Regions from separate parts of the Homo sapiens genome. Here region 2 is linked to region 1. Evidence: read pairs that join two places in POLR2A ChIA-PET (ENCODE). Cell type or tissue: PC-3. All regions are shown on one strand. Links, peaks and the distances in the headings refer to the core of each region. The heading gives the core; the rest is flanking DNA.

The links. ChIA-PET counts read pairs that join two places held together with the same protein. Peaks named below come from ENCODE experiments on the same cell type or tissue, not always from the same donor. Only the 100,000 strongest peaks of a DNase experiment are listed, where the experiment ranks them.
Region 2: POLR2A ChIA-PET joins it to region 1 with 10 read pairs; 3 of 35 experiments call an interaction of 5 or more read pairs at or near these places.

Annotation. Positions count from the first base shown.
Region 1 is chr15:93,036,271-93,051,357 of GRCh38, reverse strand. It overlaps RGMA (repulsive guidance molecule BMP co-receptor a), which reads left to right. Exons shown (of 4, transcript NM_020211.3): 4 at 5,653-15,087. The coding sequence ends at 6,360. Among named protein-coding and RNA genes, the nearest start is that of RGMA, 45 kb to the left of the region's middle. RefSeq lists enhancers at 10,682-10,851, 15,028-15,087. In PC-3, for the core only: no CTCF peak of the experiment used is centred there; no DNase peak of the experiment used is centred there.
Region 2 is chr15:92,973,523-92,988,609 of GRCh38, reverse strand. It overlaps CHD2 (chromodomain helicase DNA binding protein 2), which reads right to left. Exons shown (of 39, transcript NM_001271.4): 20 at 13,660-13,731; 21 at 10,227-10,376; 22 at 9,327-9,475; 23 at 7,699-7,795; 24 at 7,153-7,245; 25 at 4,110-4,280; 26 at 2,937-3,112. Among named protein-coding and RNA genes, the nearest start is that of MIR3175, 77 kb to the right of the region's middle. RefSeq lists an enhancer at 6,664-7,863. In PC-3, for the core only: no CTCF peak of the experiment used is centred there; DNase peaks (open chromatin) are centred at 7,079 and 9,369; H3K4me3 peaks cover 1,775 bases; H3K27ac peaks cover 6,035 bases.

The DNA.
Region 1 (15,087 bases), core at 1,505-9,504:
GGTGCCCCCTGGGGTTTCCAGCTTGGCGAAATGGCAGTGGGTCTGTTTTCCTAGGAAGAGCCAGTTGGAAGGCCGTGTGTCGGGCAGTGCCAGATTTACCACAAGGGCGTTTCTGTTCCTTCCCACCCCTCCACACCCAGAGGAGGACAGCGAGGTGACCTGGCAGCCAAGGAAATGCTCCATCCCTGCCACTTCCCTCTGCTCCGGTGGCCCTTGCCTGCCTGCAGGGGGTCACTTTCTGGTCCCTGGCTGGGCGGGAAATAAGCAGGTCTTCGCCCTGTGGATTCCCAAGCGGGCCCTTGGCACCACAACATGACACCTAATGGAGAAGACTTGCAGCCGGTACACTCCACCCTGTGCCCCCGCAGCCCTCCGCATACTCAGGGCCTGCCTGCATCAAGGACCCAGCCACCTCCCCCACGGCCCCTGCACCTCCCCACCACCCGCCCTCCTGAGAGCCAAGACAGACGGACGCCAGGAGCCTGAGGCTGCAGCTTCTAAATCCAGGCACCAGCACGCTTCAGAGGGGACCTGGCCTCCCTGTCCCATCCTGCAGGTTCCCAAGGGCTGGCAGGGCGCACAGGGAGGTCTGAGGATGTGAGAGGGATGTGGACCCCAGGTGGCTCGCTCCTCCAGACCCCAGGGGGTGGAAGCACCAAATGCGACAACAGAGCCAAGCCACGCACCGGGGAGGATTTGTGATTTGTGTGCAGGGAGGCTGGGCTGCTGCCCCCATTATGGATGGGGGTGATGTGACGGGGTGGAGCAGTGGAGGGAGAACTTCCCTTCCTATCCCAGCATGGAGGCTTCCAGAAGAGTATGAAGCAGAGCTTCACCAACCCAGCCCATTTCTGCTGCAACCGAAGGCCACCTTTGATCTCAGCAGGCTGAGAGCTCAGCCCTGTCAACCAGGCTCTGCTGGAGGCCAGACAGTGACAGCGTCAGTGTCTGTGGCCAAGTCAGTCTCAGAACTCGGGCCAGACTGGGGTATTGTGGTCCCCCGGTGAGAACGTCGGTGGCTGGCTTCAGGCACCTTTGGCCTGCCCCCGCCTGTCTGTCAGGCCTCCGTTACTCAGGTGTGTTTGTTCACTCATTGATGGAGCAAACACTTAACAGACGTTGCATCTGTGCCAGCCTCTGAGCTAGTTGTTGCCCTCCCTCCCAGAAGCTCCCAGGCTAGTGAAGAGCAAAGACCAGCAAAGGGGAGCTGGCGATGGAGGCTGGGGCAGCAGGATGTTGAAGGCCATTGGGAGCCTTGGCTCTGTCCAGAGAACTGGGGAGCCCATCCACCAAGCTCGCCCCTGAAGCACAGCGCAAGTTTCCGGATGGAGGAACAGAGGAGTCGACATCCAAAGCAGGCGGAGTGGGAGAGCAGCCTGGTGTCTGCAGGGAGCAGGGAAAGGCAAGGGACTTTCATCTCCAAGATGATGAGGCCTCTGGGTTTCTGTGACCACCTCGACTACCACCAACAGAGCCCTCTGGGCCTGCCAGACTCTACCACCCACTGGAACCCACTCCCCTTTCCCCTCTCAGGCAGCCAGAGACTCCATCTGTCCCTGCACACCTGCCCTTGAGGGCCTCTCCTCAGGCTTCCCAGAGTGTGTCCAGCCCCTGCCTGGCCTGACCCTGACCTTGCAGCTATGAGATTTGCCTTCCTGTGCAGAAGCTCCGTGTGCAAGCTGTGTGTGCATGAAGCTGCCCCCAAACACCCGGGCATCACTAGGGGCCTTTATTTGTTTCTCATGATACTGGCAGTATCAGCCAATCAGCCAATCCCTCTGTTCTTGTGGACGATCAAGATCTAGTGTTTTCTACGTGGACATTTTAGCCAGTGTCTTACCCCCGTGGGACAGCCTTCTGTGCCCAGCCTCCTGCTCCATCACCCTCTTCCCATCTGTGCTGCTGATACCCATTTTACAGACAAAGAAACTGAGACTCAGGAGAGGACAGGAACTCAAGTCCTGCGCCTTCCCCTTCCTTTCCCCGCTGGTTAGTTTTCCCCATAGCACTTGCCAGCCTGTCCCTCTGCATGATTCATTTGCTTAGTCTGCGACCCCCTGAAGCATAGGGATCTTCTCCCTCGTGTACCCCGAGCCCCCAGCACCAGGCCTGGCATGGAGGTGGTGCTCCGTAGATAGTAGCTGATGCAGCCTGGGCTCTGCCTCGTGCCCGGTGCAGTGGAAAGGGCCAGGACCCCTTCAGAAGGGGGAGCAGCAGAGACAGGAGCGGCAGCCCGCCCGTGGCTGTGTTGGCAGCGAGCCGCCAGCTTTCGACAGGCCCCCTTCATGCTGTTACTTGCGGTTGAGTCCCTGGCACCGGTGCCAAGAAGAGTCAAGCAGCCTGTCAGCCTTCCAGGAGGCTGTCTCTGCGAGAGATGGTGGTTAGAGCGAAACCAGCCTTTCCTGTTCCAGGGAGACTGATGGCACTTGGAAAGCAGGACGCCGCCCCCCCCCACCCCCAGTGTCTGTGTGGCCCTGCACACCAGGCAGGGACACCAGAGTCCCCCATCCTCCCCCCATGGCAGGACCACCCACGGCCCAGACCACCCTGGCTGGCCCACCTCCGGCACCCCCAGGCGGCCTCCCCACCGAGGTGGGCTGGCCAGTGGGTGGAAAGAAGGAAGAAGTAGGAGGCTGAACCGTATGAAGTTGCCGTTTCCATAGGTCAGGAATGGTAGAGTAGCAGCAATCTCATCAGGTTCGAGGCTTAGGGCTCCATGCTGGATGGAGAGGCTGCAGCCGCAGCCACCTTTGACATCCCACGGCAAATGGGAAGTGTGCCGTGTCCTGCGGCCAGGCTGGGACCCCTGTAGGAAGGGATGCGAGGAAATCGAGTCCGGTCCTCAAGGAACTGTGCGCTTGGGGTCCTCCTGGTGCTGCTGCATGGACTCCCGCAGAGCCCCGACCCTCCGCAGCCTCCATCAGGCACAGAAAGCACAGCGCCGGGTGCCCAAGATGAACGGGCTCATGAGAAGACCGCCATTTCTTGTAAAGTCCTCCAGCAGCCTGCCCCTCGTTCAGCTCCTCCCAGCCTTGCCTGACTAACACATTTTCCTTCTTCAGAAGCCTTGGCCTAGGGTCTCCCTCTGTTCTTCCGGGGGTTCCACACCCCTCAGGCTACCAGTTCTCCCCACCTCATCATCCCGAAATCTTATGCCAATATGGGGAACCCACAAAGCCACAGCAACACGGCCAGGGGCACCTCTAGTGGCTCTGAATACCCCACTGGCTTGTATTACCTAGAAGGTTCTGGAACCCCTTTCCAGGCCTCAGGCCTCTTAGCACCTGGTCCTGAGGCCATGACCCTGGGCCAGCCCGCCCCAAACAGGCCACTCTGCTGCACCCCTGGCCTCCGGGCCCCAGAGAACAGGATGGCCTCATGCTGCATTCCTGGCCAGACCCCACCTTCCACCTTCCTGCGACTCTCCTGCCTGAGCTGAGGTCCTTCTGTGGTTTCCCTGCCTGCCCTTCCCCATCAGAGCAGCTTGTTATTTCCTGTTGCTTTCTAGCACCTCGCACTGTGCCCTCGCCACACATCTGCTGTTAGGCCAGAAACTCCCTTGGCACGCGGCGGCATTGCCCTCTACCCAGAGAGCCGGCAGGCAGTCCTCATGCCTCCCCCAAGTGCCCAGGCAGAGAACGGCTGTGCATGTCATCAGCAGCTCCCCCTTGCTCAGACCCCTTCAGCCTGCAGACCCTCTGAGGCCAGGTTGGGGTGGGATCCCCTGGGAGCTCTGTCAGCCAGCCAGCTAGCTGGCCACACCCTCTCCTGGGTGGGGAGGGATGAGCCCTGACCTACAGAGGGGTGAGGGGTTGGGGCTTAGTGGTGGGGGTAGTTGCCGGGCCTGGGAGAGGGTAGTGCAGCAGATAAAGGTGGGATTTTAGCAGGAGGTCCCAAAAGGCCTGGGTGCCACCTTGTCCCCTTTGCCCCACCTCCCTTCGTGGCTTCAGGCTGGGAGTCCAGGTTCCAGCTGCCCTTGGTCCAGGGGGACCAAGGCACCCAGAGCTCCCATGGCAAAACAGCTGACACCTGGGAAAGGAGTGGAAGAAGGGGTGGTTTTTTCTCTCCCAGTTTCTCTGTTTCCAACCCAGAAACCTGCTTAGGGTTAGGGAGGAAAGAACAGCCAGACGCCACCCAGGACGCGGACGGCAGAGGAAACTCACCTGCTCCCCTGGCCACCGGCCCTCCTCCTCTCAGGCCTCCCACCCTATGGGCTTGTGGCCAAGAGAGCCCAGAGTCTGGAAACGCAGAGTCTAATCCCAGCTCTGCCTCTTGCTGGCTGTGTGACCTTAGGCAAGTTACTGCCTCTCTCTGAGCCTACATTTTCTCATCCGGAAAATTGAGAGTAATGTCACCGACCCTTGCAGTGTCACACGAGACTGGAAGTAATACATGCAGTGCTTAGCATGCTGTATGCAGCCAATGCCTCTGTGTCTGGCTCTCAGGAGAACAGTGCCACCCAGCCAGCTGCTGCTCCAGCAGCTCAGTCCAGCCCCTCACCCCTGGCCACAGGCTCCAGCAGAAAGGAGCCTCCCTGCTCCAGCCCCGGCCAAGGCTGCCCGTTCAGCCTGGAACCTCCATCTCCCTTTTACCGACCAGCACCTTGCTCCTTTCCTGTTCCCCTCCTCCATGACCCAGCTTGGGGACCCCTTTCAGCAGCCTTGGGACAGTGGCTTCTGCTTGCCTCTGCCTGCTTGCATGGATTTTGCCCTATTCATTCTTTCTTTGAGCATCATTTCCCTCCATTCCACCTGCTGTAATGTTCAGACATTTGCTTGGGTCCTTTGTCAGGAATTGTGCTCCAGTACCACTGTCATTATGCAAGATGATGTTTGCAAACCATATTCATTTCCTATCGCCACTGTAGCAAATTAGCATAAACTGAGTGGTTCAAACCAACAGAAATGTTTTATAATTGTGGAGGCCGGAAGTTGGGAATATGTCTCGTGGGGATAAAATCAAGGTATCAGCAGGGCTGGTCCTGGAGACTCCAGGGGAGAATCCATTCATTGCCATTTCCAGCTTTTGGTGGTTGCCAGCATCCCTTGGTTTGTGGCCACATCATTCGAATCTCTGCCTTGTTGAGCACATCACCTTCTCCTCTGTCCTAGTTAGTCAAATCTCCCTCTGCCTCCTTCTTATAAAGATACTTGTGATTCCATCTAGGGCCCACCCAGGTAATCCAGAATAATCTCTTCATCTCAGTGTTCTTAACCTAATCATATCTGCAGGGTCCCTTTTGCCATCTAAGGGAACATTCCCAAGTTACAGGGATTAGGGCATGTTCTTCTTGGGAGCCATTATTCAGCCTACCACACTGGGCTTTTGACCTTTTATTTTTAATTATCTATGCTTTTATTTTTCTGGTTCACTTCCCTATATAGTAAAAGAGCTAGTTTTCTACTTAGGGTAGTGGTCTAACATTTTTCTAAGTCACTTTTTAAAGTAAAAAGGGCAAGTTGTTTTCATTGAAAGAATGTGAAGTGCACAGCTGCGCAGGTGGAACTGATCTGTCCAACCTGGAGAAGGGAGTGTCTGGGGCATCCCTGGGGATCCTTCCTGCCCTCCTCTCAGTCTAGAGCATCTTAAGTGTGGGGCTGTGCCTCCTCCCACTGTGCCTCACCCACTCTCCTCTGCCCCTTTCCCCGGCAGCTCACCATCATCTTCAAGAACTTCCAGGAGTGTGTGGACCAGAAGGTGTACCAGGCTGAGATGGACGAGCTCCCGGCCGCCTTCGTGGATGGCTCTAAGAACGGTGGGGACAAGCACGGGGCCAACAGCCTGAAGATCACTGAGAAGGTGTCAGGCCAGCACGTGGAGATCCAGGCCAAGTACATCGGCACCACCATCGTGGTGCGCCAGGTGGGCCGCTACCTGACCTTTGCCGTCCGCATGCCAGAGGAAGTGGTCAATGCTGTGGAGGACTGGGACAGCCAGGGTCTCTACCTCTGCCTGCGGGGCTGCCCCCTCAACCAGCAGATCGACTTCCAGGCCTTCCACACCAATGCTGAGGGCACCGGTGCCCGCAGGCTGGCAGCCGCCAGCCCTGCACCCACAGCCCCCGAGACCTTCCCATACGAGACAGCCGTGGCCAAGTGCAAGGAGAAGCTGCCGGTGGAGGACCTGTACTACCAGGCCTGCGTCTTCGACCTCCTCACCACGGGCGACGTGAACTTCACACTGGCCGCCTACTACGCGTTGGAGGATGTCAAGATGCTCCACTCCAACAAAGACAAACTGCACCTGTATGAGAGGACTCGGGACCTGCCAGGCAGGGCGGCTGCGGGGCTGCCCCTGGCCCCCCGGCCCCTCCTGGGCGCCCTCGTCCCGCTCCTGGCCCTGCTCCCTGTGTTCTGCTAGACGCGTAGATGTGGAGGGAGGCGCGGGCTCCGTCCTCTCGGCTTCCCCATGTGTGGGCTGGGACCGCCCACGGGGTGCAGATCTCCTGGCGTGTCCACCATGGCCCCGCAGAACGCCAGGGACCGCCTGCTGCCAAGGGCTCAGGCACGGACCCCTCCCCTTCTAGTGCACGTGACAAGGTTGTGGTGACTGGTGCCATGATGTTTGACAGTAGAGCTGTGTGAGAGGGAGAGCAGCTCCCCTCGCCCCGCCCCTGCAGTGTGAATGTGTGAAACATCCCCTCAGGCTGAAGCCCCCCACCCCCACCAGAGACACACTGGGAACCGTCAGAGTCAGCTCCTTCCCCCTCGCAATGCACTGAAAGGCCCGGCCGACTGCTGCTCGCCGATCCGTGGGGCCCCCTGTGCCCGCCACACGCACGCACACACTCTTACACGAGAGCACACTCGATCCCCCTAGGCCAGCGGGGACACCCCAGCCACACAGGGAGGCATCCTTGGGGCTTGGCCCCAGGCAGGGCAACCCCGGGGCGCTGCTTGGCACCTTAGCAGACTGCTGGAACCTTTTGGCCAGTAGGTCGTGCCCGCCTGGTGCCTTCTGGCCTGTGGCCTCCCTGCCCATGTTCACCTGGCTGCTGTGGGTACCAGTGCAGGTCCCGGTTTTCAGGCACCTGCTCAGCTGCCCGTCTCTGGCCTGGGCCCCTGCCCCTTCCACCCTGTGCTTAGAAAGTCGAAGTGCTTGGTTCTAAATGTCTAAACAGAGAAGAGATCCTTGACTTCTGTTCCTCTCTCTCCTGCAGATGCAAGAGCTCCTGGGCAGGGGTGCCTGGGCCCCAGGGTGTGGCAGGAGACCCAGTGGATGGGGCCAGCTGGCCTGCCCTGATCCTCTGCTTCCTCCTCACAACCCCAAGAGCCCCCAGCCCGGTCCATCCACGTCTGGAGTCTGGGGAGAGGAGCAGGGTCTTAGGACTCTCAGCTCTGAGCATCCCTGGCAGGGTCTTCAACCTCTAATCTCTTCCCTTAAGCCCTGTGGCCACACAGCCAGGAGAGACTTGCCGCTGGCTCCCGCCTCATTTCAGCCCAGGGTGCTCATCCAGGGGCCCAGAACAGTCCCACCTGTGCTGCTGTGCCCACAGCACAAAGCCAGGCTTCACTCCCAAAAGTGCAGCCAGGCCCTGGAGGGTGATCCTGCCAGCAGCCCTACAGCTCCACACCCTACCCACCCATCGGCAGCCCCTCTGCTGTTCCCCAGGGACCTCTCATACACTGGCCAGGAGGCTGCAGAACGTGTGTCTCCCCCTCCCTCCAAGAGGTCCTGCTCCCTCTGCCAGAACCGTGTGTGGGCGGGTGGGAGGGCGCTCGGGGCCCGGCCCCTCCCTCTCCCTGCTGGTTTTAGTTGGTCCCTATGTTGGAAGTAAAAAGTGAAGCACTTTATTTTGGTTGTGTTTGCTCACGTTCTGCTTGGAAGTGGGGACCCCTCACTGCGTCCACGTGTCTGCGACCTGTGTGGAGTGTCACCGCGTGTACATACTGTAAATTATTTATTAATGGCTAAATGCAAGTAAAGTTTGGTTTTTTTGTTATTTTCTTTTAGACGTGTTGGAGTTTGTTTTCTGAACAGACTTTGGCTCCCTTGAGGCGGGTGGAGGATGGACTTTGGTGGTGGGATCCCCTGCAGCAAGTGTGTGTGTGTGCGCGCATGTGTGTGTGCGCGCATGTGTGTATGCATGCCTGTGTGTGTGCGTGCCTGTGTGCGTGCATGTACGCATGTGTGCGCATGCCTGTGTGTGCGCCCATGCCTATGTGTGTGCATGTAGGCATGTGTGTGCGCATGTGTATGTGCGTGAGAATGGTGTGAAGGCGGATAGAAGATGCAGCAGTTTAACAGCCACCACACATTGCTTTTGTAAAGTCACTTTTCCTCCTCACGATGAGCTGTCTTTGGAGCTTGGCAGGCCCAGATCCTCTTGTTCTAGTGACAGTGGAACACAGTCAGGGAGACAGGTGACTATGTGGTGGAGAGACATATGGTGCCCTCTGGGATGAGATGGGTGGGATAGCCTGAGATCTGGGATGACTCCCTCTCAGCCACTGCTATCAGCCTGGAGCCCCAGCTGTTGGGACTGCCTGCCACCCTCCCTGCCAGTGCCCATCTTCTCATAGCCCGGGCGGAGCAGTGGTGCTGCAGGAGGCTGCTGTCCACGTCACTGTGGGACCAGGTTTATTGGCAGCTGTGATCACATTTCATCTGTACAAACTACCCAGTGAATCAGGAAGAAATTCAGGCCCATTTTGCCGATGAAACAGACTCTGAGATTAACTGACTTGCCTAGGGCTCCTTAGCAACGGGAAGGACAACCTGTGCACCTAGGTTAGTATTGTCCTGAAGCCCCTTCTCTTCAAACTAAATGCCATGAGGCAGAATAGCAGCACAGTTAAGCCAGCCTACATCCTGGCTTCTCCACCTCCCCAGCAGTGTGACCATGGGCAAGTCACTTCACCTCTCTGAGCCTGCATGCTGTTCTCTGGAAGATGGGGGGGTGCCTGTCCCATACAGTTGTTTGGAGAGTCAGGAGTTCATTCCTGTAAATTGCTTAGGAGAGGGCGGGGCACACATGGCTTGTCTGGTCGTGGGGAGGGAGGGGGTGGTATTATCCCAAAGCAAGATAAATCAGTTAAGGGGAGAAGGAAAGGGGCGATACAGACCCTGGACTCTTGGGAGAGGTGAACCTGCAGGCTAGCAAGGGGAGGAGTCCCAAGAGTGGCCAAGTTCATTAATCCCAGGCAGACCAGGAAGGCTGAAGAAAAAGGAGAACTTTATTTTATTTTTGAAATGGAGTCTGGCGTCTTGCTCTGTCGCCAGGCTGGAGTGCAGTGGCACCATCCCAGCTCACTGCAGCCCCTGCCTCCCAGGTTCAAGCAATTCTCCTGCCTCAGCCTCCCAAGTAGCTGGGACTACAGGCACACACCACCACGCCTGGCTAATTTTTTGTATTTTAGTAGAGATGGTGTTTCACCATGTTGACCAGTATGGTCTTGATCTCCTGACCTCGTGATCCGCCTGCCTTGGCCTCCCAAAGTGTTGGGATTACAGGCGTGAGCCACCACCGTGCCCGGCCAAAAAAGGAGAACGTTCTAAAGCCCTGTTCTTGCAGGGCTCCCAGAGAGAACACGGGAGTTGGGTTTGGGAGGCAGGAACCAGACTGGAAAGGACAAAACGTACCCAGCATCTTCCCTGGCGGCCGGAACCGTCACTACAGGCCCCGTGCCCTTAGCAGTCCCAGGGACAGAGCGACTCAGGGAGGCAGCAAGGAGGAGCGGAGCCATTGGTGCTCGTCCGGCACAGAGAACAGTTCCTGAGAAGCCAGGGCACACAGAAGAAAAAGAAAAAAGAAATCTCTACTAGACGAAAATGCTAAATGGCACTAGCCACAAAGTATTCTTGGTTTGGAATTTTTTTTCCAGGACCCTAAATGTAACCGGCTGGAATTCTTTCCCAAGTGCCATGCTACTTACTACTGGTTGCCCTCACGAGCATGGAAATGCCGTCGTGAATATGGAACACAGCATCCTGAGCTAAAAGATTCCCAAGAAGCAGCTTCATCTTGCAGGACGGGCTAGGTTGGGAGCCTCTGGAGGTTCCTGGCTGCCAGCTCCGCGGAGGCCTGCGGCCTGGAGGTAAATGCATTAGCACACGGAGGTGGGCGCCTCTCCCCGCCCCATCCTGTCTCACTGATGTGTTGCCGAGAACTGGAGTTCTTGTTTAGCTAACCAGAATGTGCAAGGCTATAGGACAGGAGAGAAATGGCCTTTAAAACAAATGAATGAGAGTCACGATGAAGGGGGCAGACGGGGGGGTGAAAATCATTACCAGAACACTTGGGCAGAGACCCGTCAGAGCCAGGCAGGAGACAGTCATCAGAGCTGTGCCAGCAAGTGGCATGGAGCAGGGGTGGCACTTGGGCTCGGGCTGCAGGCAAACTTGGCGTCAAAACTGGCTCAACCCGTCGCGAGCTGTGTGGTCTCCTTGGGATTTTTTGAGCCTTAGATTCCTTATTTGTAAAATGGATTTGTGAGTCTCCACCTCCCGAGGTCAGTATGGAAATCCAGTGAGCTAACACTCGTCAATGGCCTCGCACATGGCCCTGGCACCACGCATGGAGGCCGCCAAAAGTGGCCGCCTCCTCTCTGCAATTGCATTTATTTATCCATTTGATAACTCTATTGGGTGTCTACCCAGCATTGTTCAGGGGGGTGTGAGGGGCTACCGCAATGACCCAGACAGACTGCTGTGCATTCTTATTGGAAAGACAAGGCAATAAACCACAGTTACAAAACCCAGGGTCCCATGGTAACGAGCTCCACAGAGAAAAGGGAAGTGGGCCAGAGGTTCCGAGAGACACACATTTTGGATTGCAGGAGGGTGAGAAGGGGCATTCATCTGTGGTGGGGTTAAGGGGAGGCCTCCGACTAGCTCACCTGCATGAATTTCAGGAACAAGCCATGCAGAGCCGGACAGAGCATTCTGTGCAGAGAAAACAGTGTAACAGCCCTAGAGCAGCAGCAGCAAAGGGGGAGTTTAAGGGATGGTGGGAAGCCACTGTCACTGGACAGTAGCAAGTGGACAGACCAGGGGTCCCAGGTGAGGCCACAGAGCAGCCAAAGTACTGCAGGGCTCTCCGGCTCCGGGAGGACTTGATGTTTGACTCCAGTTGCCAGAGGAAGCCGTTCACGGGCTTTGAGTGTAGGAATGATGTGTCCGACTTGGGTCTTTTTATTGTTCTTTTTTAGAGACAGGGTCTCACTCTGTCACCCAGGCTGGAGTGCAGCGGCACAATCACAGCTCACTGCAGCCTCCACTTCCTGGGCTCAAGCAATCCTCCCACTTCAGCCACTCAAGTAGCTGGGATTACAGGTGCCTGCCGTCACACCCGGCTAATTGTTAAATTTTTTTGGAGAGACAGGATCTTGCTGTTTTCCCAGGCTGATCTTGAACTCCTGGGCTCAAGCGAGACGTCTGTTTCAGCCTCCCAAAGTGCTGGGATAACAGGTGTGAGCCACTGGGCCTGCCTTGGCTTGGGTATTAAAGGAATTGTTCTAGTTACTATATGGAGGTGACTTGGGGCCGCTGGGGAAGAAAGAGGAAGTCAGGAGCCAGTCTGAGGCAGTGGCAATGCAGCGATTATCAGAAATAATGGGCTCAATGATAGACTGGATAAAGAAAATGTGGCACATATACGCCATGGAGTACTATGCAGCCATAAAAAGGGATGAGTTCATGTCCTTTGCAGGGACATGGATGAAGCTGGAAACCATCATTCTCAGCAAACTAACACAAGAACAGAAAACCAAACACCGCATGTTCTCACTCGTAAGTGGGAGTTGAACAATGAGAACACATGGACACAGGGAAGGGAACATCACACACTGGGGCCTGTCAGTGGGTGGGGGGCTGGGGGAGGGAGAGCATCAGGAGAAATACCCAATGTAGATGATGACGGGTTCATAGGTGCAGCAAACCACCATGGCACGTGTATACCTATGTAACAAACTTGTGCGTTCTGCACGTGTACCCCATAACTGAAAGTATAATCATAATTTTAAGAAAAGAAATGATGGCCTTTGGGGTCTAATAAGAAGGTGGGGCTGACAGGGCTTGGGGAGAGAGCGAGCTTGACAGGAGACCACGATGTCTTCCCCAGGGGTCTGAGCACCTGGGGAAATGGTGGTGCCATTTACCATGACTGGAAAGATCATGGGAGGAGCAGGTTTGGGACACTGAAGGCCCGAGAGCCCCTGGCAAACCACCAGTGTAAGTCCAAGAGTCCAAAAGCTGAAGAACTTGGAGTCCAATGTTTGAGGGTAAAAAACAGCCAGCATGAGAAAAAGATGAAGGCCAGAAGACTCGTCCAGTCTAGCCCTTCCACATTCCTCTGCCCGCTTTTATCCTAGCCTCGCTGGCAGGTGATTAGATGGTGCCCACCCAGGTTAAGCGTGGGTCTCTGTCTCCCAGTTCACTGACTCAAATGTTAATTTCCTTTGGCGACAGCCTCACAGACACACCCAGGAACGATACTTTGCATCCTCCAATCCAATCAAGTTGGCACTCAATATTAAACAGTTTCGGCCGGGAGCGGTGGCTCACGCCTGTAATCCCAGCACTTTGGGAGGCCAAAGCGGGCAGATCACTAAGTCAGGAGATCGAGACCATCCTGGCTAACACGGTGAAACCCCATCTCTACTAAAAATACAAAAAATTAGCCAGGCGTGGTGGTGGGCGCCTGTAGTCCCAGCTACTCGGGAGGCTGAGGCAAGAGAGTGGCGTGAACCCGGGAGGCAGAACTTGCAGCAAGCAGAGATCGCACCACTGCACTCCAGCCTCCAGCCTGGGCGACAGAGCAAGACACCGTCTCAAAAAAAAAAAAAAAACAACTAACAGTTTCGTTCATTAAGGCAATGTCCATGGGGCAGCTCCTGCATGCCACGCCACCCCTGCCCTGACATACTCCCAGGCTGACCAGCCAGAACTGGGGAGAGGGCATCTTGAAGAAACAGTCCACCCTCCGCCCTCGCATACCTGTGTCTCCCAGCAGACAAGACACACAAGGGCAGGGACTGCACTTTCCTGTGTGCAAATCTCAGGTATGGTCCAGAAATCACATCTCTTTGGTCTGATTGGCCTTACTTACCAAACCCTTGAAACAATGGAAAGAAGCTTGCTGCAATGGGAAGACCCCTGCCCCCCAAACCCTCTAACCAGGAGTCTACAGACCTCATTCCGTGGAAGTTCCCATTGTCCCCTGGGAAACCACCACCTTCTGAATCGGCACAGCCAAGGCCCCCAACCCTGCTATCAACAGCTTTCCTTAGCCACCTTCCCCATCCTGCAGGGCTTTTCAACATTTCGACTTTTTAATCCTTCCCTCCCTAAGATATAGACATGGTGTTAGTAGCAGAACCCTGAAGGCAAAGGAACAGAAACTAACACTCTCAGAAAGTCCTAGCAGGATGGTCTGAATTAATAGACAGCTGCAGGCAGCCAGTGTGCAAGGCACGCTCGTAATGTCAGTGGCGTTCCGGAATGAGGGCTGTGATCCCAGGCAGCCCAGATCCCAAGGCGAAAACATTCATGTCGCCCAGCATCACCCTGTCCTTGCCCAGGGTGACCCTGAGACGGCACTTGGATTCTTCCACATCTGAACTCAAACCTGCTCCCTCAGCTCTCCCCAGCAGGAATTGGAGCCCTCTCCAGGCCGTTCAGCCAAAGCAGAATGTGTCTGGCCAAGCAGATCTGCCCAGAGAAGAACAAAGACGTGTTCAGACACTGTCTGGGGAATTGGTTTTGAGCTCACTCTGAGCTCCATCTGTGCAACAAGGCCAGCGTCAGCTGTTACAGAGAAGGGGCTTGTGGCAGTTTATTACCCTGGTGAGCTGGCTCGGGGCCATGCTGACCGCAGGACTGTAAAGGACATAAGGCAGTTGGCAATATGGGAAGCAGCAGTCCCCAAAGCACCCCGTCAAGGAAACGATGCAAGAGCTCTGTCCACTGGACCAGCCCCACCCTACCCCGCCACGCCCTGGCCTAGGGGGAGGGACCTTGTGTTTCACGGGCCTGGATGGCCAGGGATGGACAGTGGCATGGGCACAGACACACCCAGACCGAAGGAAGGGCCCGGGCTCCAGAACCAGACCCGATCCAGGCTCCCAGCTCTGTCACCTACTGGCTGCATGAAAAGGGTGGGTTTTCCTTGTTTTGCAGCCTCAGCTATCTCAGCTGTGAGGGAACAATGACGCCACCTCCCTCACGTGGCGGTCCTGAAGATGAAATGTAATGCATGCAGCGCGGCGGCCGGCCCACCGTGTGCTCTTAGTAACTGGCCGCTGTTCTCTTCAGCCCTCCCGTTACTGACCACCTCGAGGGCACCGTTCCTCCAAGCTGACCATTTCCTGCCAGTCACCCACTGCCCAGCTCGCCCAGCCATGGAGTGGGCTCTGGTCCACGTGCATGGTGAGCTGCCATCTTTGTCGTCCTCTGGACACCACGTCTACCTCCTTGGGAAATAGAAACGAGTCCTGCATTGCTTTGTCAAATTTCACAAAAACCCTAGAAAGCAGATATTGCCCTGGTTTACAGACGGACAGACAGAAGCAAAGAGAAGCCAACTGACCCACTCCAGGTTACAAGCAGGGTCTGGTAGGAGAGCACGCGTCCACCCCACCGCTCACTGCGCCCACCTACTCCTCGCTTGAGGGCAGAGAACGAGCTGGGGCGGGGCGCTCCAGGGGGCACAGGCAGCCTGTGTTCAAGGCATGCTCGTGAGCCCCACAGCAGGGGCGGAGTCAAACCAGGGCTCTGGTTCTGGGGTGAGCAGAGGGTGGGGCCAGGCCCCCACTGGGAGGCTGACTGAGGAGGGGCTCAAAGGGCAGGCAGGCTCCATCAGAGCGGTTTGATGAGCAGGGCCGCTGAGTGGCCCTCAGGTCAAGGCTGGGGCCGGGACCACCAGGGACCAGGTCTGCGGGGCCAGGGGTCCCTCCCCAGGGTGGAGCAGGAAAACTCCGGCAACCGCCTTCTTGAGTGGACTTGACCTTCCCTTTCTCTGCTAATGATCTCAGATTAATCCCTTAAGGCAAGTGCCCCAGGGTGGGTGTTGGTTGCATAAAACAAGAGGAGTCCTTCTTCCCTTCCTTCCTGGCACAAACATTTGTAGGCCACCCCCGATGTGGCTGG
Region 2 (15,087 bases), core at 3,762-11,761, 65 kb after region 1:
CGAGCTAAGCCAAAATAGAGAATCCATTGTTAGCAGACCTGCCTCAAAATAAAATGCTAAAAGAGAGTCCTTTGGGCAGACATGAAAGGACATAAAATAGTAACTCAAATCACATGAAGAAATAAGAGCACCCATGGAATAATAGAGTAAGTAAATATAAAAACAGTATACATGCATTTTTGTAACTCTTTTCCTTCTATCTGATTTTAAAAGACAACTAACTAGGCTGGGTGTGGGTGGCTCACGCTTCTAATCCCAGCCCTTTGGGAGGCCGAGGCACACCGATCACCTGAGGTCAGAAGTTCAAGACCAGCCTGGCCAACATGGTGAAATCCCATCTCTACTAAAAATACAAAAATAATTAGCCAGCGTGGTGGCAGGAGCCAGTAATCTCAGCTACTTGGGAGGCTAAGGCAGGACAGTCACTTGAACCTGGGAAGTGGAGGTTGCAGTGGGCCGAGATTGCACCACTGTACCCCAGCCTTGGTGAGAAGAGCAAAACTCCGTCTCAAAAGAAAAAAAAAAAAGAGACAACTAACTATATAAAGTATGAATTATAAAACTGCATTGATGGGTTTAAAATGTGTAAAGATGTAATGTGCGACAACAGCACAAATGGGGATGGTGAGCTATAACTGGGGCAAAGTTTTTATAATGCCATTGAAATTAAATTGATGTTAATTCAAAGTAAATTGTTCTAAGATGTTACTTGTAATTTCTAGGGCAACCACTAAGAAAATAAGTGAAAAAAAAAGTTTTTTTTTTAAGGTAATTAAAATGGTATATTATATATTTAACACAAAGGAAAGTAGTAATGGGGAAATAAACAAAAAAAACATGACATATAGAAGACAAATAGCAAAATGCAGACATAATTCCTACTTTATAATAACTGCATTAAATGTAAATAGATTAAATACTGCAATCAAAAAAAAGAGATTGGCAGAAAAAATATTTTTAAAAAATTTTAAGATACCATCTTTTTTTTTTTTTCCTTCTTCTTTTAGAGAGTTTTGCTCTGTCACCCAGGCTGGAGTTTAGTGGTGCCATCTCGGCTCACTGCAAACCTTGGCCTCCTGGGTTCAAGCAATTCTCGTGCCTCAGCCTCAGCCTCCCAAGTACCTGGGACTGCAGGTGTGTACCACCACACCTGGCTAATTTTTTGTATTTTTAGTAGAGAGAGGGTTTCGCCATGTTGAGACCATGCTGGTCTCAAACTCCTAGGCTCCAGCGATCTGCCTGCCTTGGCCTCCCAAAGTGCTGGGATTACAGGCGTGAACCACCATGCCTGGCCAAATACCATTTTTTAAAATTTCAAATACCCAAAAAGAAAGCTGGAGTGGCTATACTAATATCAAACTGAAAATAGGAATTAAAACAAAAATTGTTACTACAGACAGAAATACATGTTACAATAAAAAGGCCAATCAAGACCTATCGATTATAAAAAATATATACAATTAATAAGAGTCCAAAAACACATGAAGCAAAAACTAACAATTGAAGAACAAATGGATCATATAAGAGTAACAGAGATGTCAACATCCCATTTTCAATAATGGGTAGAACAACTAGGCTGCGCACGGTGGCTCAGGCCTATAATCCCAACACTTTGGGAGGCTGAAGCAGGAGGATACTTGAGGCCAGGAGTCTGAGACCAGCCTGGGCAACATAATGAAACCTTGTCTCTACCAAAAAAAAAAATTTTTAATTAGCCAGACATGGTGGCACATGCCTGTAGACCTGGCTACCTGGGAGGCTGAGTGAAAAAGGCACTCAGGCAGGAGGATCACTTGAGCCCAGGAGTGTGAGGTTACAGTGAGATAGGATCATACTCCAGCCTGTGCAAGAGAGCAAGATTCTGACTCTACCAAAATAACCACAACTATACAGAAAATCAATGAAGAAATTAAAGACCTGAAAAACACTAAGCCAAATACAGCTATAGAACATACTGCCCCATAGCAGAAAACACATTCTTCTCAAAATAATACTGGGAATAGGGAGCAAGAAGAGGTGGGGTGTGTATATATACATACAATTTTGGCTACAAATTCAAAATTGTTAAGATGATAAGCACAAGAGGGGATGTGTTACATGCTATTCTGTCAGTATTTTGAAATATTTCTATTTTTCCATAGTAAATTAAACAAAGAAAGAAGAATAGGTGTGACCTTTAAGTGAAAAGAAACACCTCACAGTTTCAAATACATGAAACTTAAAGGACTATTTAATATAATTATAATATGGATTAGGCCTTAAAACCATCTTTATACTTTCTATTTTCTTCAGGCTTAAAAAAAAAAGATGGAAACTGGAAAAAAAATAATTTGTAAGCAACAATTTTAGATTTTTTTATGGAGGATAGAGACATTTGAATCAGATACCAAGAAATGTATAGTAATCACTCACATAGAAAGATGTCTAAAATGGATTTTAAATGGGATCGGGGAAAGCAAGGTGCTGAACAACATGCTGTACATACTACTTATAAATCAAAGCAAACCACTAGCAAACTGATGTCAGTACTAACACAGGTGGAAGTGGGATTGTGGCGGAGGGGAGAGGTAGTGAGGGTAGACTTATTTGTACCATTTTTATTTTTGATATTTCTTTTATATACAGATACATAAGTCTGTATATACATGTATGTCAATTATCTCCTTCCCCGAGCTGAACTTTGTGAAAATGTTCTGAATAACCAGAGAATAAGAGAGAAATAGAGAGATGAACAACAAATAAAAGTGATCTCAACAGAAAGAAACCTTGGAGAAGGAAGGATCATCCTACAGATCTGGGACAGGACCCAGCTTCTCTTTCCTTTTTTGTAGGTATTAGCCTCTGCCTACCCTGTCACGATGTCCAGGATCCAGTCAACCCAAGACTTACAGTACGCACTTTCAAACAAGCTCAGTGAGAACAGAGCCTCCACCAACCTTCGGATCTCTGCATCAGTAAATCCCTCCACGAGGTCCTTCCGCACACTCCTCGGACGCCCTCTGCGCTTTGGCTTCTTGTCATCATCAGAGTCTTCCGTTTCACTCTCAGAAGCAGAGGATCTCTGGGCCTGCCTCTTAGACTCAGTGTCAGAGTCACTGTCATTTGTCTGAGCCTGAGAAAGATCGAGGCAAAGTCACACTGTAACAAGTGCGAAGTTCAAGTGGTGAAAGGACTAAGAGAAGGCCATCTTAATTCTTTAGTATTCAGAACTTCTCACCATATCAGACAAGTCAATTTTCCTTTGACAAATAAGGGGAGACAGGTCTTGGAGAAATACCCACTTAGGACAGTCATACTTTCAGAGACATTGTAATATAACGATAAGTGAACTGGATTAAAAATATATGAATATTTTTACAATATCCCATTATAAAACAGGTTCATGTTTACTCCTTTGGGCAAGTAATTTTACTCTTTGTGCCTTTATTTTCTCATTTGAAAAATGAAGACAATAGTACCTATAACAGATGGTTTTCAGTAAGTTAAAGCACTTAGAAGTATGCCTAGCACATTGTAAGGGCTCAATAAATGGTAGCTAGTGTTACCTCATACTGATTTACTGTGACCTTGAACAAATCTGTGTCTATTACCTCCAACAAAATGGGTAAAAAAACTTGTTCTACCTATTTCAATGTTGTTACAAAAATCAAATTAGATAGTGTCTGTGATGGAGCTTTGTGAACTGTCAAGTTGGTATATGTTTCTTATTTATAGTTATATAATCCTTTACTAAGTATTTATATCAAGTGCTGTGAACTGTTATGGACAAACAGAGGTGTGACTTTCTGAAAGTTGAAGGCAGTGGCAATTAACAGCCAAACTGTGAGGACTACTCAAAGGCAAAATGCAAACTTCTGGAAATTTCAGACCCTGTTTATCAGCTTCACAAAGAGCCAATTTGCAAAGACCAAATCCGATGTCTCACAGGTGTGCTCAGGAGCTCTGCAGATTTCTCCACTTTCCTTTGTTAAGTTTCCTACAGTATCAACTCTGCTCCTGAAGCCTCTGTGTCAGGGGAACAATGCAAGGCCTCTTCTTTGAATAATCAACACTTCTGTAGCATTCACAACATAAGAAATAATTTCATATCTTTCATCTCACTTGATCACCTTTTTAGTGGAACTCCGAATTCGAGGCAGCATATAAATTTCTTCTAGCTCCTTCTGCCGCTCTTCCTCCTCTACTTTTTTCCTTTGTTCCTCTGGAATGATCTCATCCCAGTCCTTGTGAGGACGCTCTTCTAGCTCTTCTTCATCTTCCATTGTTGCAAAGTTGGCAACCTTAAAACAGACAACCCATTGTCTGACATTTCCCTATTTCTAAACACCATCTACTAAAACAATTTATCCAGTGTTTTTATCTAAGTAGACACTGTGAATAATAGGACTTTTGTGATATTACATAATCAGATAATCAATTTTCTATTAATTTTTCCTTTATACCCCCAAAAATCAACTTGTCAAGTCCTCAAGTTCATCACATCATAAATTTTACTGAAAAGCAGAGAAACAGCTACAAAGATACAAATTGTTTTTATAAGTTTTATTGAATGAGCTGTTATAAATCATATACATGTTCTAATAAATATAATACTAATGATAAAATTTAGATTTATTTAGATTTTAAAATGCTTAATACCTAATACTCCATGATGAACTTACATTTCTATAAGTTGTATAGAGTTCATTTGAAACAATGCATAACTCAAAGCACTCATTATCATCTAGCCAACTGGTTGCTTTATTCATTTTTATCAAAAATATGAAAGTTAAAGATGTGTGGTGATTTCATATGCTCACAAGTGCACTTTAGTCTTAGGAAATAAAATGAAAACATAAAACAGAAAAAATTTAAATAAATCTAGAAGAATATTCTCTTCATTTCTTATCAAATATTATTTAATATCCGATATGTATTTGTACTAAAACAGTAGGTATCCCAGAAAGAAAGCCATCTAAGTGTATCCATTTCAAAGAACCAGAGGAGGAGTACACAGAAACATCTACCACCTCTGGACAGCATCTGAGCAGTGGCAGGCAGCCCCCAGCCTGGCTCCGCATTCTTCTTATTCCCTCCCTCCTAGCCTTTGAGACAGTCATAAGGTATAAATGAGCTTCTGGAGGCTCCATTCCTTGGAGCCAACAGTGAAGTCAAGTTAAGACTCTTACTTTATGACTTTTGGCTAAAATTAACTAAAATTAAGATTGATGTAAATATGCACATACGTTAGTGGTTCATGCAGTAAGGAATTTAACTTTTCCAAAAGGGACATCGTGGTTAAAGGCCAGACTCTGGCCCTTAACTTAAGATAGTGCTTGAAACACAGTAAGAGTTACACAAGTGCAGGTTTTTATTGCTGAAGAAAGGAGCAGCAGTCACAGAGGTGGAACTGAGCTGAAACAGTGCAATGGACTGAATGTTTATGTTCTTCCCAAAAGTCATAGGATGAAATCCTAACTCCCAATGTAAGGTGTTAGGAGGTCATGAGGGTAGAGCCCTCATAATAGGATTACTGCCCTTATAAAAGGGACCCCCAGAGAGCTCTCTAGCTTCTCTCTCTCTACCATGGGAAGATAAGAAAAGTCAGCAGTCTGCAACCTGAGAGCCTCCACCAGAACCTGACCATGTTGGCACCCTGATCTCAAACTTCAAATCTTCAGAACTGTGAGAAATACATTTCTATTGTTTATAAACCACCCAGTCTACGGTATTTTACTGCAGGAGCCCAAACCGACTATGACGAACACTAATAAATCACCTTCCCCCTTCTCTACCCCATCCTCTGCATCCTAACCCATTAATCTAGGGCTCTCTGGCCCACTCAATTCCATCCTTGTTCTTCCATTGAAACAACTTCTACCAGTGGCCAGCTTTGGAGCTAATCACACAATATTGCTTCCTTCCAAACACTTCACACAATTTCCCCTAATTCAATTCAATCCTAATGGGCATACTACACTTAGCCATCATTGTAATCATCAGGTCTCTCTTGCTTCTCTACCTCCATGGAATCAACCCATGGTCAATCCTTCCTTCCAAGCTGTCACATGAATCTTGAAAACCTTTGCTATTTTGACTTTCCTGTGCCTCCCAAGCCAATCTCCCACCTTGGGATAGCCAACTGATCCAATTTCTCTGACCTCAAAAGTATTGCTGGAGAAAGTCATATGACCCTGCTGACTGGCTCCACGGCAAAGCTGTATCATCTCAATTCAGCTGACTCCCTATCAGGTTCCTCCCAACAACTTTCTGCCTCATCCATGGCTGTCCCAAATCTTTTCCACTTCTCAAGCAAACACCTCACTTACTTTACTAGTCATTAAGAGCATAAATTAAACTCCCACAGCATCTCTTTCCTCCTCTTCCCTAAAGTGTACTTGTCCTTTTTCTTTCCAAGGCCAAGTCTTCCATCTGTGCTTTTGACTGTATCCCTTCCAGTCTCCTCTGGGGCAATGTGCCATCAAATCATTTCCTTCCTGAGAACCTTCAATATCTCCCTATACTCAAGTTCTTTCCTCAAACTAGAAACATGGTAACATCTTTCAAAAACCTTGTCTTGCTTCAACCTTCTAGCCATATAATTTAGCATCCCTGTACTCTTTCACTAAGCTTTTTAATAACATTGATACTCTGTGCTGCCACCTCCTATTCGTCTGGTGCCCAACTTTTGTGTTTAGTCCTCATTTCATGTAATTTTCTGTTATATGAGACACCACTGACACCTCTTTCTCTCACTTACCAAACAAAAAACAAACTAAAATCTCACCAAGTCATCAGAACCTTCTAATTGTCATCTACTCTTTTCCTATCTTTGACCTCTCTTTGGCATCTGATCTATTGACGTGTCCCACAGTGCTCCACACGTCCTGGTTCTACACTCTGTCCTGGCTCTCTACCTAGCCCTCTCTTCAGTGATTTCTTTTCCGCCACACACTGACTCTACATAGGATAGCCCACTTCAGTGATTACCTTCGTGCGGACTGTAGAACCTACATTCACAACATACTCACAATTCAGAGAACAATATTGAGGATATGACTCAATTCAGGTAAAGAGAAAAGCAGAGCGCCTAGCACAAAGAAAGCGTTCATAAACATTAGTCATCATTAATGAATCAATGCTGAGAACTCTCTCCCACAAAGATCTTCATACCTTAAACTGTGATAGAAGTTCATCTGTTGCACTTGTTGACACTTCATTCTCTCTCGTTTCAGCCAACCGCAAAATTTCATCTATATCCATTTCCTAAAAGAACAAAAGCCAACACGAATAGAATAAAATGGCAACAGATGAGTTGCCTAGTTGCCCAGAAATTATTCGTATTTACTAAAAATGTTTGGTGCAAATAAACCAATTCTCCTTTCTGATATTTCATTTACTTTCAGTTTCAACTCTACATCTTTTACATCTAATGTCTCAAACTATAATTTATACAAATGACAAGGTGAAACTTCAAAAATTAAAACGAACAGAAATGGGAGAAAAAAACAACCCAAAAAAGTATACTCGAATGCTTTATTAATTCCTTCCTACTCAATTTGGTAAGAGCTATGAGATTCCTACGAAAGAAAAACACACTGTCCTTCAAGTAATTACTTTTTCTTTACAAAAGCCTCTAACAGAATCTTCTTACAGAAAAGTTAGACTCTCACAGATCATACTTCTCAAAAAAATTTCCCTCTCCTCATTGTTAATTACCTGAGGTTCTGATTCCTCCCCTTCCAGTTCTTTGAAGAGATCCTCTGCTCCAAATTTCAAAATAGCTGTCAGCTCTTCTTTATTAAAAGGATTTGAGCTGTGGAAGTAAAATGTAGTTGTTAGAAACATCAAATAACCTCTAAAGTGTTCTACTTCAGAATAACTATCCTTCAGAAAGAGGTCAAGTTAACTGCTGAAAATATAAACTCTGCCTCAAGAAAAATGATTTCTCAAACATCGCATTTTCTATCTACAGGATGAGTCTGTGATGGTAACCCTAAACCAGCAGAATAGAAAATTAGTTACAGTCCTACTGGTTCACCTATTGCATGGGTAAGCCAGAAAGGTGACTAGCAATGTTATAGAATGGAGCTCTTTCCTTTGGCCTTTTACTCAGAAAGTTATAATTCACCAAGAATTTTCAACCTTCTCAACCCCGGTCCAAAATAAAAGAGCTAGGCTTTTCTCATCTAGCTTCCTCTTAAACAGAAAACTATCTGAAAACATTTTATTTAGGAAGGGCTAATTTGAATACACCTTTAACATAGCTGCAGCGGGCACAATGGCTCACACCTATAATCCCAGCACTTTGAGGGGCTGAGGTGGGCCTATCACTTGAGGTCAGGAGTTTGAGACCAGTCTGGCCAACATGGAAAAACCCTGTCTCTACTAAAAAAAAAAAAAAAAAAGAAAAAAAAAATTAGCTAGGTGTGGTGGTGCACACCTGTAGTCCCAGCTACTCGGGAGGCTGAGGCACAAGAATCACTTCAACCTAGGAGACAGAGGTTGCAATGAGCCAAGATCGTGCCAGCGCACTCCAACCTGGGCGACCGAGCGAGACTCCATCTCAAAAACAAACAAACAAACAAACAAAAAACATAGCTGAAACACCACCACAGAAGACACTCAACAATCTGCTCAAAATGTAAACTTATTTTTATTATTATTTTGATATCATTATTATCTTGATAATATTGATATTATTATTTTGATATTATTATTATTATTATCGGTCGCCCAGGCTGGACTGCAGTGGCACAATCTCGGCTCACTGTAAGCTCCACTTCCCGGGTTCACGCCATTCTCCTGCCTCAGCCTCCCAAGTAGCTGAGACTACAGGCGCCTGCCACCATGCCTGGCTAATTAAACTTTATAGGAGATGTAGCTGTGCCTCTTCCCAAAGCCAATTAAAACTTCATTACTTTCTTTTTACACCCTTCTGGAAGCACAACAATCTCCACACAAACATTTTTGCCAATAGTAAAAAAAAAAAACAGCTGCCAATCCAATCTGGATTCTCACTGCAGAAAAGTCAAAGGTGACATTATGCTAGGCTGACACCCAACACACAACTCCACTGCTGTTGCTGTGTCATATGTCACATGAGCAGCCAAAAGCAAAGGTAAGGGAGAGGGCAAGAAAGAGAGGAAAACACATAAGAAGGGGGGTGATGGGCAAAAAAAGGAACCAAGAAACTCAAAGTGAAAATGCTATCCTATTTGTGGTTCTGGCCTGGCATCTTCCAGGTAATGAACAGACTAATGTCTGTGGTAGAAAATCCTATTATATCCAACAGTGATGTAGAATCAATTTGATTCTGCCTACCTCCCAATCTTCCTGGCACTTACTTGGACCTTCCTGAGTTGTTTTCCAGGATCGTCCGGCCAGTGGTGTCCATGCGCTGAATCACCAGATGATCTAATACCATCTTCTTTTTGGCCCGTTCTATGATCTCCTCCTCCACAGTCCCCTTTGTAACTAAGCGGTAAATATTTACCTGTAGGAAAAGGAACTGTTATGCTTATGCCTGAACCACCCCCCAACCCCCCCAAAAAAAGAGAGAAGGATTAGCTCTGTCAAAACCCAAGAGGGGAAAATTTTAACAGAATTTATTCTCTAACCATAGAAGACTGTAAGCCATCCAAGCAGGCAGCTTAAGTAGATGCAATACTTTTACTATGTGCAGCAGGTTACAGTCTTAAATAAAATTGCCTCTAAAGATCTGTCGTTATGGCCTGTTCCATCAATAAAAATCGTGCTTCAGTGATGGAAAGTTCCACAAAAACAGAATCTTTGGCCAAGAATGAAACTTACGGGTTATCCAATATAGAACAGACTTTAAGATTCATAAACAAAAAAGTGTGTGGTTTTCCAAAGTACCTTTAAAGCTAACACTGTCATGTATAATAAAAACAAACCATCTTGAACAATAGGATATTTAACTTTTCCATACTAAAATAGAGAAAATGTTCAGTTCTAAGTCTATTCATCATATATCTCTCTCAAGATAAACACATAGAAGGTCGCTGATGTTGTACTTTTCAAACAGAGAAAAAGAAAAGTTCCTTAATAGGTTCATCTTGGGCCCAAAGACAACATCTCTGTGCTAGTTAACAAACAGAAATCAATGCTTCAGGGGAAATAAAAGCAAAACAGGGAAAAAGCATTTTATTAACATCCTGAAAGGGCTGAACAAGCCCCCTGGCCCCCAACCCTAAAGCAATTTCCAGAAGCCTCTCCATACTGACCTGCTTCTTTTGACCAATTCTATGCGCTCGGGCTTGTGCCTGCAAGTCATTCTGGGGGTTCCAGTCAGAGTCAAAGATGACGACTGTGTCCGCTGAAGCCAAATTGATTCCCAGGCCACCAGCCCTTGTCGAGAGCAGGAAACAGAAGTCCTGTACACAATGCAATATACTACTTTATGCAGTGGCCTTCTCAGAAACAGTTTCACAGTCCAATAAGCCCTTACACCTGGAAACCCCTGCAGGTGTGAAGAAAAGTGAGATATGATGGACAAACTTTATGGAGGCTAAAAGAATGTCAGGGACTTGATGGTAGAATGAATTTTCATTTGATTAAGAGGCAAAGTCAGTGCCATGAACAGGAGTAGAGTAGACTCTAATAAGGCAATGGGAGTGAGAGAATTAGTGCTACCTCCCGGCTACAACTAATATACAAGAAGTTAACAGCAACAATAATAAAAACAGACAAACAATTATCATGGAGATCATTAACTCCAGGAAGTCACCTGTATAATTATTTTTAGGGAAAAGGTAGATTATGCCATGTAAGTCAGTTAGTATAAACAGAGATACTTTATTATATAAATATTTATGTTTGTTAGGCTGGCGAGAAATATAGAAACACTGCACTAAAGAGATCATATATGGTAAGTGTTGAGAACCACAGGATCCTCAATTACCACAAAACATGCCAAAATTATAAAAAAATCAAAACAGGTTTGGCTGGAGAGCGATGTGTGGAACCACCCAGGCACTGACACTGCAGTATCCACAGCAATGACAGTAGACACTGGGCAAGCACAGCACACCTGCCTGCGTCTGAGTGCTCAGAAAAATATGGGGGCAGGAGAAAAAGAATAAAATATATAAGCCGGGGGGAAAAGGTGAAATATTTCTATTTTCAGGGAATTTAATCATATATGTCAAAAGCTGATGCCTTTGTAGCAGAGAGAAGCAGCATTGAAAAACTGGTAGTCCTGAGTTCCATCTTGATAAATGGGTATATTTAGCATACACATAGAGATGCAATGAAAAGGTCTCCATGTTCTAATAGTCACATTCAACAACATTATGCCATAGAAATAAAAATGGAGACAGCTGCTTCACAAGAATTTTAATTAAACAATTCCAATAAAGAAGTGATCAACAGGAGTGTCCAGGCACATAATCTGTGATTCTTAAGAGAAATATTAAGCACCACCACACTCCAAAGAGAAGTCTAAAGATAAACAGTGGACAATTTAAGATGAGATATCTAAAACAAATGAAATCTGGAGTCAAAAAGATCCTATCAACCAACAATCTGCTATATCACTCTTTAGCAAGGATAACGTGGATTATAATATGTCGTCTGCATCTATGATCAAGTTGAAAAAGGTTAAAAAATTATAAAACTCAATGCCACTAACGGTAAGGTAGTTAAATAAATAAATGGTACAAGCATAAGAAAAATTTAGAAATTTAAAAAAAAAATTTTTTTTTTTTTTTGAGACAGGGTCTCATTCTGTCACCCAGGCTGGAGTGCAGTGGGGCAATCCTGGCTCACTGCAGCCTCAAACTCCTGGTCTCAAGGGATCCTCCTGCCTGTCTCCTGAACAGCTGGAACTACAAGCACACAATACTATGCACGGCTCATTTTTTAATTTTTTGTAGAGATAGGGTCTTGCTATGGGCCTAGAAATTAAATTTTGTAAAATCTTTAATAACATGGGGAAACTTTTTTTTTTTTTTTTGGTAGAGACAGGTCTCACTATGTTGACCAGGCTGGTCTCAAACTCCTGGTCTCAAGTGATCCTCCCCCATCTTGGCCTCCCAAAGTGCTAAGATTACAGGTGTGAGCCACTATGCGCGCCTAGCCTCAAAGTATAATTTTGAAGGGAACAAAACTGTATGCAACATGATCCGAATTAGGTAAACATATAAATGGTTCCATCTAGTAGGAATGGAAATACACCCCAAAGACGTGAACAGCAAGTTGTGTCTAGAATGAGGGGTACAATTGTTTTTTTCTTTGTATTCTTTACCATCTTCCCAATATTCTAAGTAAGCATATAATATTTTGTCCCACAATAAATATTTAGTTTTTTAAAGGAATTTTTAAAATACTGCAGAAATGGTAGAGAACTTGTGTTCTATATAGCCATCATAGTGAGTGGGAATCAACTGAGAGCTATGCAAAAAGCAATTTTTTTTTTCCCCTGAGACAGGGCAATATGAAACATTCGACTCATACTATTTTTTAAACTAAGAGTGGAGAACACAAAACCAATTTCAACCAACACTACATGATAAAAATAGCAGATATTTAGAGCGCTTACTATGCACTGGGCAATGTGATCAGTGCTTTATGTTGATTACCAAATTTAATCCTCAGAGCAATATTATGAAGTGGGGTATCAGAATCATTGTGATTTTACAGCTGAGGAAACAAGGAGCAAGGAAAGGAGGAATGGGAATTAGTTGATGACCGATGTCTTTAATTATTCCATTCCTCTTATCCTTAATGAACGAGAGCCTTGGCTCTGAATAGATTAATGCCCCAAGCCCCTCAAGAAGTAAATGTTTAGACTACAGAAGTAGCCAGAATACTAGTCTAACTAGGATTTCTACACTCTAAAGGCAGACAGCAGAGCATTCTGTAGTAACAGGCACAGGCATCAAGAGTTTTTAAAGCTCTTCAGAAAGCTAAGTCTGTTCTATCTGTTTAAAAAAAAAAAAAAGTAGTGGCTCAGGCTCCAGAAATTAGCATTCTCTGTGAAACACTTCTACTTCAGGTTGTCTCCACTGCTTCCTTTAGCTCTACACATTATTACAGTTTTATTCACACCAAAACTTTTCTCTCCCACTTCTCTCAAATCCCATGGCATCTGATGATTTGATATGCACAAACTACAATGTTGTCATACCTTCTATTTCATCCTAAGTAGCTCTTCTATATGTGCCCCCCAAACAAAATACTTCATAATGCCAAATCCAAGCTCGACACTGATTGTAAAATGTTGCTGTTAGCGAGAGCAAGAACATTAAGCCACACTGTATCAGAAGTCCAACAAATTTGAGACATGGCAAATATATTTTTCAGGACTTAGTCACCAAAAGAGTACAGAGATCAGAACCTTCTTATATTAATTCTATTGCCCAACTCTCCCCTACTCCTGCCTTACTGCTCTTCCACGCCCAAGGATTTGGTATCTGGAAGCTACCAGGAGAACCACTCTGTTGTCAACCCAGAACAGGGGAGATAAATAAGCACATATTTATTTTTCTGGAGTGACAACAAAACACCATCTTTTATATGAGAGATTTCTCATTTTCTTCTCAAGGCAAAAGAATTGCACTATAAATTGTTTCTGAAACAGAATACATTAAGCGAGAGAGACTTTCCCCTTGATGCAGAGCCCAAGTTGCTCAAATAACAAAGCCATGCATAGTATACCTCAGACCCATCTGCATTGAAGTGGTCCAGTGCCTGTTTTCGGATTTCTCCCTTGATGGAACCATCCAGACGCTGTAAAAATAAACCACAAGAAAACTGTAAGATAGGAAGATCAGCTACACTCAGAATAGAACAGCAGACTTGGAACCTTTATCACCTGAACACCCACTGAGTAAAAATAACTGCAAAGCACTGGCAAAGCGCTATGAAGAAGCTGTGCTTAAGAAGCACACCCTACCCTACTCGACCTGAGCTCTCCAGTTACAGACTCAAGGTTACAAGCTTCTGATTCAAAGGGCTGTCCAGGTTTAGCCAAGGATCAGAATGGCTGCCAGGACCTAAAAGGAGAAAGACGAAAACCCAACCTGTGCTTGGAGGCTGGGTTTACTTCTGTTTCTGTAGGTACTGCAGAGATTAGGAAATAGGACCACGGGTCACCCAATAATAAGCTCCTGCAGAAAAATGATGCTTCTTAGCTAATGTGGCTAAAACTATCACTTAAAGTGTCACACAAACCAAAAATTTATTTATATAATAATTTTGTTTGAAAAACATTTTGCTGAATCATTGAAAATGTTAAAATTGATCATATATCCCAGCTTTGCCAAAAATTACACTCTGAAATCATAGTAAAGTGTTCAAGCAGCTAAACTACATGAGAATTCAAGAAAGCCCCTGGCATTTATTAGCATACACAATTCCTTTATTAGAACATATGTCAGTTCTACATGCAATACAATGTCACCATAGAGAAACCATTGACACATAAAATACTAAAGAATTATCACCTGCATGCTGTACATTTTATAAAGCATTTCTTACTCTTTAAAATCATTTTTGCATTTCATCCCCTCACAATCACCACTTGAGATGAACAAAATACTTCATTTTACAGAAGGCAAAACTAACCTGAAAGGTGACTTGGCTGGCAGCAGACTCTGTGGAAGGGCCTACATACCCAGAACTCTGCCCACCAGACCTAACTCAAGTCAACTGACAGGTGAGGAGTCCCTTACTTCTTTCTCACTGACTACTCTACTCAGAGCCTTAAACCGAAGACGTATTCAATGGGAGATTCAGAGCCTTTACTTGAAATCAGAAAACCTAATGCCGCCTTTTAATATTCCCATTAGTAGAGGGCATTAATTATCTAAAAGTCACTGACCAAGCTTATCTATTCCCTAGAGAGAAAAACGATGCATTCTTGATTTACTTGGTATCACGGGATTTCCTAGGAATGAAAGCTCATAGGGATTCGATTCACTGACAGAGAAGTGACTTTTTGCAATAGGCTGTTTCTTGATAACAAGCACAGCCTTAAGCTATATTCTAAGACAGCAACTGAAAGACCATATAAGATATTATGGATATAACAATGCCTTTCAGGGTATTTTGAAAGATAATCAATCTGATAGTCTCAAAGGTGGG